Linked DNA regions of Homo sapiens: region 2 is linked to region 1. Evidence: read pairs that join two places in POLR2A ChIA-PET (ENCODE). Cell type or tissue: Panc1. All regions are shown on one strand. Links, peaks and the distances in the headings refer to the core of each region. The heading gives the core; the rest is flanking DNA. Region 1 has its middle 7.1 kb from the start of CHST12. Region 2 holds the start of IQCE (IQ motif containing E).

The links. Peaks named below come from ENCODE experiments on the same cell type or tissue, not always from the same donor. Only the 100,000 strongest peaks of a DNase experiment are listed, where the experiment ranks them.
Region 2: POLR2A ChIA-PET joins it to region 1 with 10 read pairs; 4 of 35 experiments call an interaction of 5 or more read pairs at or near these places.

The regions. Positions count from the first base shown.
Region 1 is chr7:2,393,875-2,399,245 of GRCh38, forward strand. It overlaps the pseudogene NGRNP3. Among named protein-coding and RNA genes, the nearest start is that of CHST12, 7.1 kb to the right of the region's middle. In Panc1, for the core only: no CTCF peak of the experiment used is centred there; no DNase peak of the experiment used is centred there; H3K27ac peaks cover 311 bases.
Region 2 is chr7:2,558,632-2,564,002 of GRCh38, forward strand. IQCE (IQ motif containing E) reads left to right here and starts at 348. Exons shown (of 22, transcript NM_152558.5): 1 at 348-586. The coding sequence starts at 551. RefSeq lists silencers at 230-739, 960-1,029. In Panc1, for the core only: no CTCF peak of the experiment used is centred there; no DNase peak of the experiment used is centred there; H3K4me3 peaks cover 1,583 bases; H3K27ac peaks cover 1,496 bases.

The DNA of each region.
Region 1 (5,371 bases), core at 56-5,055:
CTGTCAAAGAACTCTCGGCCCCTCTGCACTACTTTGCTGCTGAAGTGACCTGGCTCCTCTGCCTTCAACTCCTCCAGCTTCTGCTCACTTGGCAACGCAGCATCGCCGGTTCTTCTGGTGCTCTCAGAATCACTGGAGTACTTCTGCAGCTCTCTCTGATGACCTAGGGGTGCAGCAGCAGGCACAAAGCTCTCCTCCGGGTCCTGGACTTCTTTATTTCTTCCCTTCCATCTCCTTGGTGTATTTGTCCTGTGAGTGACTCTATCATTTTCTTCTTCTTTTTTTTTTTTTAGATGGAGTCTCGCTCTGTCACCCAGGCTGGAGTGCAGTGGTGTGATCTCAGCTCACTGCAGGCTCCGCCTCCCGGGTTCACGCCATTCTCCTGCCTCAGCCTCCCGAGTAGCTGGGACTATAGGCACCCGCCACCACGCCTGGCTAATTTTTTGTATTTTTTTTTAGTAGAGATGGGGTTTTATCTTGTTAGCCAGGATGGTCTCAATCTCCTGACCTCGTGATCTGCCTGCCTCGGCCTCCCAAAGTGCTGGGATTCCAGGTGTGAGCCACCGCGCCCGGCCAAGCCCTCTTCTCTTTGATGGCAAGGGCAACCTGGCCATGTTGCCAGCTTAGAGCTGCTCTATACACCCAGAAAGCTAACACCTAGAACAATAACTGCCCTAAGCATGCCGAACTCTCTAAACCGATGATGAAGTACGTCACTAGTGAAGGGAGCAGTGGTCTCAGGGGATCTGAACACCTGACACTGTGCCCCTAACAATGGGTAAGAAGGAGTAACAGTGGCAGGATGCCGGGCGCCAAGGGGGTGCGGTCTGGGGCACCGGGACTCAAGGCTCTGCTTCAAGCTGAGGCCTGGGGAGAAGCCGGTACCTCTCCACCTTCTGCAGCTCCCATTCCTCCGGCAGGAATCGGGGTCCTGCTCCCAGCCGATAGGGCCTGGGCCCGCTATCCCACAGGGCGCCAACCTGCAGCGAGGGACAGCAGCGCAAACACACCCGCCCAGCAAGAGACTCACGGTAACCGCCATGTCGACGCAAACCAGCCTTCAGCAGTCCGCTACCCTTTTTTGATTTTTTTTTTTTTTTTTTTTTAAGACAAGAGTCTCCTTCTGTTGCCCAGGCTGGAGTGCAATCTTGGCTCACTGCAGCCTCTACCTCTCAGGTTCAAGCGATTCTCCTGCCTCAGCCTCCAGAGTAGCTGGGATTACAGGCACTCACCACCACGCCTGGCTAATTTTTTGTATTTTTGGTAGAGACGGAGTTTCACCATGTTGTCCAGGTGGGTCTTGAACTCCTGACCCCAAGTGATCCACCTGCCTCGGCCGCCCAAAGTGCTGAGATTACAGGTATGAGCCACCATACCTGGCCAAAAAATGAGTTTCTGTAAAGAAAAAAATTAACTCCATAATAGTCCAGACAGTCCTGGGATAAAGTAACCATTGTAGGTGTGATTTGGGGGGCCTGGACTGCGGGACACGTGGCCTCCCCTTAGGGGCTGAGTTTGGTTGCCAATAACAGAAAATCCCCACGACAGTGGCTTAAATAAGATAGGGCTTATTTTTCTCTCATGCAGCAACAAGTCTGGGGGTGGAGCTGCGTAATGTCCTCCCCAAGGTCGTCAGGGACCCAGGCTCCTCTGGGTTTCTCTGTCTTGCCCTCTGCATTGGTCAGCATTCTCCAGGGAAACAGAACCAATAGGATGGATGGATGGATGGATAGATCGATAGATGGCTAGATCGACAGGTTGATAGATGGATAGATGGATAGATAGATATACATAGATCGATAGCTGGCTAGATCGACAGGTTGATAGATGGATAGATAGATACATAGATCAATAGCTGGCTAGATCGACAGATTGATGGATAGATAGATAGATACATAGATGGATAGATGGCTGGATCGACAGATTGATAGATGGATGGATGGATAGATAGATACATAGATGATAGATGGGATGGGAGATGACTTCAAGAGGTTCATGTTGGCTGGTATAGTGGCTCACGCCTGTAACCCCAGCACTTTGGGAGGCTAAGGCAGGAGGATCACTTGAGGTCAGGAGTTCGAGGTTTGAGACCAGCCCGGCCAACATGGTGAAACCCCATCTCTACTAAAAATATAAAAATTATCTGGGCGTGGGGGTGGGTGCCTGTAATCCCAGCTACTCGGGAGGCTGAGGCAGGAGAATCACTTGAACCCTGGAGGCGGAGGTTGCAGTGAGCCGAGATTGTGCCACTGCACTCCAGCCTGGCCACACAGCGAGACTCTGTCGCAAAAAACAAACAAACAAAACAAAACAAAAAAAAGCATCCTCTGTTGCGACTATCAATACAACCAGGGTTCTGTTAATGAGGAAGGATAGGAGAATGGGTATTGGGCGAGCACGCAGAAGTCTCAGCCACCCTCCCCTTGTCACGGATGGCAAAGCTGAGGCCCAGAGAGGGATCCAATGTTCTGGCTCAAACACCAGCTCACAGCTTCCGAAAAATCAGGATGTGTGGCCCCTCTCATGCTGCCTCACCTTCCCCGGTCTCCTCCCAGGTTCCCGTCCCACCGCTCCTTGCAGAGCCAGGCAGATCACAGGACCTTTCAGAGATGCTCAGGGCACTCTGCCAGCTGCCTTCATGTTTCCCAGCTCTGCTGTGCTGATGCCTTTGTCTACGCCATCCCTTTCTGTCCCCTGCCCGTGCCTGGAAGACCCCGCAAACTCCAACTGACCGTAACCCTATCCGTCCTGCGGGAGAAGGTCCTTTCTGCTCTGGGCTTCTGCAGGGATGTAACCTCATCCCTAAAATAGGAGTGATGGCTGGGAGTGTGGCTCACACCTGTAATCCCATGGGAGGCTGAGGCGGGAGGCTTTCAGTCTTTGGTTGTTGTTTGTTGTTGTTGAGACAGGGTCTCATTCTGTCACCCGGGCTGGAGTGCAGTAGTGCAATTATGGCTCACTACATCCTTGACCTCCTGGGCTCGAGCAATCCTCCCACATCAGCCTCCTGAGTGGCTGGGGCTACAGGTGTGCTACCACATCTGGCTCATTTTTTCATTTTTATTTTTGTAGAGATAAGGTCTCACTCTATCGCCCAGGCTGGAGGGCAGTGGCATGGTCATAGCTCACCCCAGCCTTGAACTCTTGGGCTCAAGCAATCTCTCACCTCAGCCTCCCAAGTAGCTGGGTCTACAGGCATGCACCACCACATCTGGCTTTTTTTTTTTTTTTTTTTTTTTTTTTTGAGACAGAGTTTCACTCTTGTCACCCAGGCTGGAGTGCAATGGCATGATCTCAGCTCACTGTGACCTCTGCTTCCTGGCTTCAAGCTATTCTCTTGCCTCAGCCTCCAGAGTAGCTGGAATTACAGGCGTGCGCCACCACGCCCAGCTAATTTTTGTATTTTTGGTATAGATAGGGTTTTACCATGTTGGCCAGGCTGGTCTCAAACTCCTGACCTCAGGTGATCCACCCACCTCGGCCTCCCAAAGTGCTGGGATTACAGGCATGAGCCACTGCACTGTTGTTTTGTTTTTTTTTTTGTTTTTTTTTTTTTTTTAAGAAACATGGTCTCTCCCTGTAGTCCAGGCTGGAGTGCAGTGGTGCAGTCATAGAGCTCACTGCAGCCTCCAACTCTTGGACTCATGGGATCCTTCCACCTCAGTCTTCTGAGTAGCTGGGATTACAGGCATGCACTAACATGTCCAGCTAATATATATAATTTTTTTTCGCTCTGTCGCCCACACTGGAGTGCAGTGGCGCAATCTCGGCTCACTGCAAGCTCTGCCTCCTGGGTTCACGCCATTCTCCTGCCTCAGCCTCCCCATAGCTGGGATTACAGGCGTCCGCCACCACACCCGGCTACTTTTTTGTACTTTTAGTAGAGATGGGGTTTCACCGTGTTAACCAGGATGGTCTCGATCTCGGGACCTTGTGATCCGCCCGCCTTGGCCTCCCAAATTGCTGGGATTACAGGTGTGAACCACTGCACCTGGCCTATTTATTATTATTATTTTTTTTTTTTTGAGATGGAGTCTCACACTGTTGCCCAGGCTGGAGTGCAATGGTGCAATCTTGGCTCACTGCAACCTCTGCCTCTCAGGTTCAAGCAATTTTCCTGCCTCAGCCTCCTGAGTAGCTGGGATTACAGGCACTTGCCACCATGCCCAGCTAATTTTTTGTATTTGTAGTACAGACGGGGTTTCACTATGTTGTCCAGGCTGGTCTCGAACTCCTGACCTCAGGTGATCTGCCTGCCTCAGCCTCCCAAAGTGTTAGGATTACAGGCGTGAGCCACCACTCCCAGTCTCCTCTGGGTTCAAGACACAAACATCCAGTGGTCTCCTGACAAGTGTGATGTCCTGTGGGTGTCTCTACTCAGCACATACAACACCAAGTTCACAAAGTTTGCTCCCCAAAACCGTTCTCCTCTGTGGTCTCCTATCTCTCATGTGGTACCACCATCCACTCCACTGGCTGCCCAGCAATCGGGGTATCACCCCAACTCCTCTCCCTTCCTCCTTCAGCTGATCCCCACACCTGCCCTATCCATTCTAGCTGCCGTCTCCCCACTATCTATCAGCTTGGTCCTCTTCCTGTACCACTGCATAAACCTAAGTCACCATCACCTCCATTGGGGCCACAGCGGCACCTGCAGCCCCTCTCTGGGTGCAAACCTGGTAGGTGCTAGCAGTTTGCACATCTCTGTTCCATGCATGGCCATGGCAGTGAGAGGGGCAATTATTTCAAGCATTATGCAGAGAAAGAAATGGAAGTCCAAGGTCATGCAGTGGCTGAGTAACAGCCTCAGCACCCAGCCCTGGGTTCCTACCACCTCCCTCTTACCTGACACTGCCCAAAAGAATGCAGTGAAGAAAGACAGGGGGCCTGGCACGGTGGCTCGTGCCTGTAATCCCAGCACTTTGGGAGGCCAAGGCGGGTGGATCATGAGATCAGGAGATCAAGACCATCTTGGCTAACATGGTGAAACCCTATCTCTACTAAAAAAACAAAAAACTTAGCTGGGTGTGGTGGCGGGCGCCTGTAGTCTCAGCTACTCGGGAGGCTGAGGCAGGAGAATGGTGTTAACCTGGGAGGTGGAGCTTGCAGTGAGCCGAGATGGTGCCACTGCTCTCCAGCCTGGGTGCCAGAGTGAGACTCCGTCTCAAAAAAAAAAAAAAAAAAAAAAGAAAGAAAGACAGGGATGGGGTGGGGAGGAGTGAGCTCACAGTGAATTAGGAGGGCTCCTCAGTCCATTCTCTTGGATTTATTTTATTATTTTATTTTATTGTTTTTGTACAGACAGGGCCTCACCTTGTTACCCAGGCTGGTCTGGAACTCCTGAGTGCAAATGATCCTCCTGCCTTGGCCT
Region 2 (5,371 bases), core at 372-5,371, 170 kb after region 1:
GGCTGGACTGTAGTGGTGCAATCATAGCTCACTGCAGCCTCGACCTCCTGGGCTCCAAGCGATCCTCCCACCTCAGCCTCCCGAGGAGCTGGGACTATAGGCGTGCACCAGCATGCCTGGCTTTTATTTTTATTTTATTTTTCGAGAGACGGGGTCTCGCTACATTGCCCAGGCTGGTATCAAACTCCTGGGCTCAATTGAATCTCCTGCCTTAGGCTCCCATAGTGTTGGGATTACAGACGCGAGCCACTGCGCCGGGCCGGTTTTTTTCCCCCTCTCAGCCCCCGCGCTCCGCCCCGGGAACTCCGGGAGCGCTCCTGGTCGGCCGGCCGGCGCCCGCGGACTCTGCGCACGCGCATGGTCGCCCCAGGGGGAACGCAGGTCGCTTACCCGGCTGGGTAGGTCGGCGGCCTGGTTGCCATGGCAGCGGGGTCGCGGGCCGGCGCCAGGGAAGGCCCCGAGGCTGCGGGCGGCCAGGGCTGCCCGCGGATTCCCAGACCCGGACGCCCGAGCCAGCAACCCTGAGGGGCGGCCGGGCAGCGCCGCCACCATGTTCCTGGGCACCGGGGAGCCGGCCTTGGACACGGTAAGAACGGGCGAGGGGGCGACGCCGGGCGGGCGTCCGCGAGGCCTCGGCTCGTCTCCGTCGCCCGCAGCCTCGGGGCCCCGCGCAGGGGCCGGCCCGGGGCGTGAGGACGGGGCGCACGGCCGGGTGACAGCTGCCATTATTGTTACCGCACAAGAGCGCGCTGCAGGCCCCGCGCCGCCTGCAGCCTCGCCCGCGCCCGCTTTCGCAGAGGCCGCCGCTTCCAGGAAGCTCTCCGGGACGCCGCGCCCTCGCCTCTGGGCGCCTGCGAGTCTGCGGCCCGCAGGTGACGGAGCTCACGGTGTAAGTGCCTCCGGGCACCCCCGATCTAAGGCGGGATCCACGGATCCCGTGTGGCCCCAAGCCTTCGGGGTGGGAGGGAGGCAGCCCCAGGGTCTGGGAACCCAGCTTGGTCAGAGGAGGCTTCCTGGAGGAGGGTGGGGCCCGATGTACTCCCCAGGGCGAGGGTGCATGAGCCTTAGGTTAGTTACTTTGCCCGGTAAATATCTACTGTGTGTTAGAGACACGGGAATAAGCTGCATTCCAGTGGGGGGGGGGGGGGGGGCGGAGGGACAAGGTAATAAACAGGTAATTAAGATCGTGTCAGAAAGTGAGAAGTGCTGTGCAGAAAATGAAACAGGCCCATATGGCCGGGAGCCGTGGCTCAGGCCGGTAGTCCCCCGGTAGTCCCTGCACTCTGGGAAGCCGAGATGGGAGGATCGCTTGAGGCCAAGAGTTCCAGACCAGCCTGGGCAACATCGCAAGACCCCATCTCTACAAAAAACCATCACATTAGCCGAGCTGTGGTGGTGCCTGCCTGTAGTCCCAACTACTCAGGAGGCTGAGGTGGGAGGATCGCTTGAGCCCAGGAGGTGGAAGCTACAGTGAACTGTGATCATGGCCCTCCAAGGCCTGAGAGACAGAGTGAGGCTGAGGTGGGAGGATCGCTTGAGCCCAGGAGGTGGAGGCTACAGTGAACTGTGATCATATCACGGCCCTCCAGCCTGGGCAACAGAGTGAGGCCCTGTCTCAAAAAAAAAGAAAGCCCGTTGGGACGCGGGCAAGGAGACTGAGCAGAAGATGGGCATGAGCCTGACTATGGGGAGTCCTGCTGGCCATGCAGGGAATTTGGATTTTATTGGAGAAACAGAGGAAGCCTTTGGAAGGTTTCACATCAAGGGAACTGTGCTCACCTTGCTTCCTCCTAAGGAGACCACAGGGTTCAGCACAGCTGCACCCGCAGTAGGGGCTTGGTGCTGCTGGCCAACTTGGAGCAGCTGAAGTTGCCTGCTTGTTCCCCAGGGCACCACGTCCTGTCTCATCTGGAGGGCCTGCCTGTCTACACTGGCCTTCAGTTACTGCTTCTTCATCTTTAAGAACAAAACTGCTTGTTGTGATTATAAAAATAATTTATGTATATTATTTATTTTTTATTATTTTTTTAAGACAGAGTCTCTTGGCCGGGCACGGCGGCTCATGCCTGTAATCCCAGCACTTTGGGAGGCTGAGGTGGGCAGATCATGAGGTCAGGAGATCGAGACCATGCTGGCTAACACAGTGAAACCCCATCTCTACTACAAATACAAAAAATTAGCCGGGCGTGGTGGCGGGCGCCTGTAGTCCCAGCTACTTGGGAGGCTGAGGCAGGAGAATGGCGTGAACCCAGGAGGTGGAGCTTGCAGCGAGCCAAGATCGTGCCACTGCACTCCAGCCTGGCAGCAGAGTGAGACTCTGTCTCAAAAAAAAAAAAAAAAAAAAAAGACACAGTCTCGCTTTGCCACCCAGGCTGGAGTGCAATGATGCCATCTCAGATCACTGCAGTCTCTGCCTCCCAGGTTCAAAGGATTCTCCTGCCTCAGCCTCCTCAGTAGCTGGGACTACAGGCGCCTGCCACCACACCCAGCTAATTTTTCTATTTTTAGTAGAGGTGGGGTTTCACCATGTTGGCCAGGCTGGTCTCTAACTCCTGACCTCAGGTTATCTACCTGCCTTGGCCTCCCAAAGTGCTGGGATTACAGGCGTGAGCCATTGCTCCCAGCCCTATGTAGATCTTTGATTTCTTTCAGCAATGGTTTATATTTTTCAATGTACAAAGCCTATGCTTTTGTTAAATTTATTCCTAAGTATTTTATGCTTTTTGATGTTATTGTATATTGAATTTTCTTAATTTCATTTCAGCTTATTTACTGCTAATATATACAATAATTTTTTTTTTTTTTTTGAGATGGAGTCTTGCTCTGTTGCCCAGGCTGGAGTGCAGTGGCGCGATCTCGGCTCACTGCAAGCTCCGCCTCCCGGGTTCATAGCATTCTCCTGCCTCAGCCTCCCGAGTAGCTGAGACTACAGGCGCCCGCCACCATGCCCGGCTAATTTTTTTGTATTTTTGGTAGACACGGGGTTTCACCTTGTTAGCCAGGATGGTCTCGATCTCCTGACCTCGTGATGCACCCGCCTTGGCCTCCCAAAGTGCTGGGATTACTGGCCTGAGCCACCACGTCCGGCCTTACAATAATATTTTTATATGAATCTCATATCCTGCAAACTTGCTGAACTCATTTATTATGTTTACTAGTTTTTTAGTAGATTCATTAGGATTTTCTATGTATAAAATCATGTTGTCTGTGAATAGAGATAGTTTTACTTCCTTCTTTTCAATCTGAATGTCTTTTATTTACTTTTCTCACATTAATGTCCTGGCAAAAGACTCAAGTATAATTTGAATTGAAGTGATGAGAAAGGACAGCCTTGTCTTGCTGCTGCTATTAGAAGGGAAACATTCCGTCTTCCTCTGTTAAATATTGTGTTGCCCTGGATTTTTGTAGATGCCATTTATTAGGCTGAGGAAATTCTCTTCATAGATTATTGAGTATCTTTATCATGAATGAGTGTTAGATTTTGTCAAACATACCTTCTGTATCTTTTGAGAAAATCATATGTTTCTTTTTCTTCATTTTATTAATATGGAATATTGACTGATTTTTGTATGTTAAACCAATCTTTCATTCTTGGTCTTGGGGTGTGTGTGTGTGTGTGTGCACATAAATATATACCAGTACCAATTAGGGTACATATATATATATATATAAAATCCTTTTCATGCCTACTAGCATTTTGTTGAGGATTTTTGCAACTGTATTCATAAAGAATGTTGGTCTGTAGTGTTCTTTTCTTGTGATATTTCTTTGTCTGCTTTTGGTATCAGTGTAATATAGGTCTCATAGAATGAATTGGGAAGCATTTCCTTCTTTTCTGTTTTTTAGAAGGGTTTGTGAAGCATTGGTATTAATTTCTCTTTAAATGTTTGATAGAATTCACCAGCGAGACCATGTGGTTCTGGGTGTTTCTTTACTTCTATAAGGTCAGTAGTGAGGCCCCCTTTTTTTTTTTTTCCCCCTGTATTTTGGTAATTTCGTGTCTCTGGGTTTTTTTTCTTGGCTAAAGGTTTGTCAGTTTTGTTGATCTTTTCAAAGAACCAACTTTTGGTTTCATTGATTTTTCTATTGTTTCTATTTTCTATTTCATTTATTCACTGTAATTTTTATTCCTTTCTTTTACTTCCTTTGAGTTTAGTTTTCTATCTCCTGGTTCTGAAGGTGAAAGTTTAGATTATTGGATTATTGCCTTGAGATCTTTCTTTCTTTTTTTTTTTTAATATAGGCATTTACAGCTACAAATTGCCCTCTAAACATGGCTTTTGTGTTTTTGATTATTTGTTTTTGTTTTTCAGAGACAGAACCTCACTCTGTTGTCGATGCTAGAGAGCAGTGGCACAATCACAGCTCCCTGCAGCCTCATACTCCTGGGCTTGAGTGATCCTCCTGCCTCGGCCTCCCAAGTAGCTGGGACTACAGGCGTGTGCCACCATGCCTGGCGAATTTTTTAATTTTTTGTCAACACTGGGTGTCACTATGTCACCCAGGCTGGTCTCGAACTTCTGGGCTCAAGCAGTCCTCACTCCTTGGCCTCCCAAAGTGTTGGGATTACAGGCATGAGCAGGTGCTCAGCTTGCTTTTGTTTCTTTGCGCCTGGAGTGCAGTGGTGCGATCATGGCTCACTGCAGCCTCAACTTCCCGGACCCAGGTGATTCTCCCACCTCAGTCTCCTGTGTAGTTGGGACCACAGACATGTGCCATGATGCCCAGCTAATTAATTTTTTGTTGTGTGTGTGTGTGTGTGTGTGTGTGTGTGTGTGTGTACAGGGTTTCTCCATATTGCCCAGGCTGGTTTTGAACTCCTGGGCTTTGAGTCCCAAAGTGCCGGGATTACAGGTGTGAGCCACCACGCCCGGCCCTGCTTTTGTTTTTTAAGGTGGAAGATTAGGTTATTTATTTGATGTGATCTTTTTAAAATATAGACATTTACAGCTGTATGTTTCTCTTTGAGCCCTGCTTTAGGTACATCCCATAAATTTTGATTTTTAAAATTCACTCACTTTCGGAGGCCGAGGCGGGCGGATCACGAGGTCAGGAGATCGAGACCATCCTGGCTAACACAGTGAAACCCCGTCTCTACTAAAAATACAAAAAATTAGCCGGGCGTGGTGGCAGGCGCCTGTATTCCCAGTTACTTGGGAGGCTGAGGCAGGAGAATGGTGTGAACCCGGGAGGCGGAGCTTGCAGTGAGCCGAGATTGCGCCACTGCCCTCCAGCCTGGGTGAGAGAGCGAGACTCCATCTCAAAAAAAAAAAAAAAAAAAAAAATTTCACTCATCAGCCGGGCACAGTGGTTCACGCCTGTAATCCCAGCACTTTGGGAGGCTGAGGTGGGCGGATCATGAGGTCAGGAG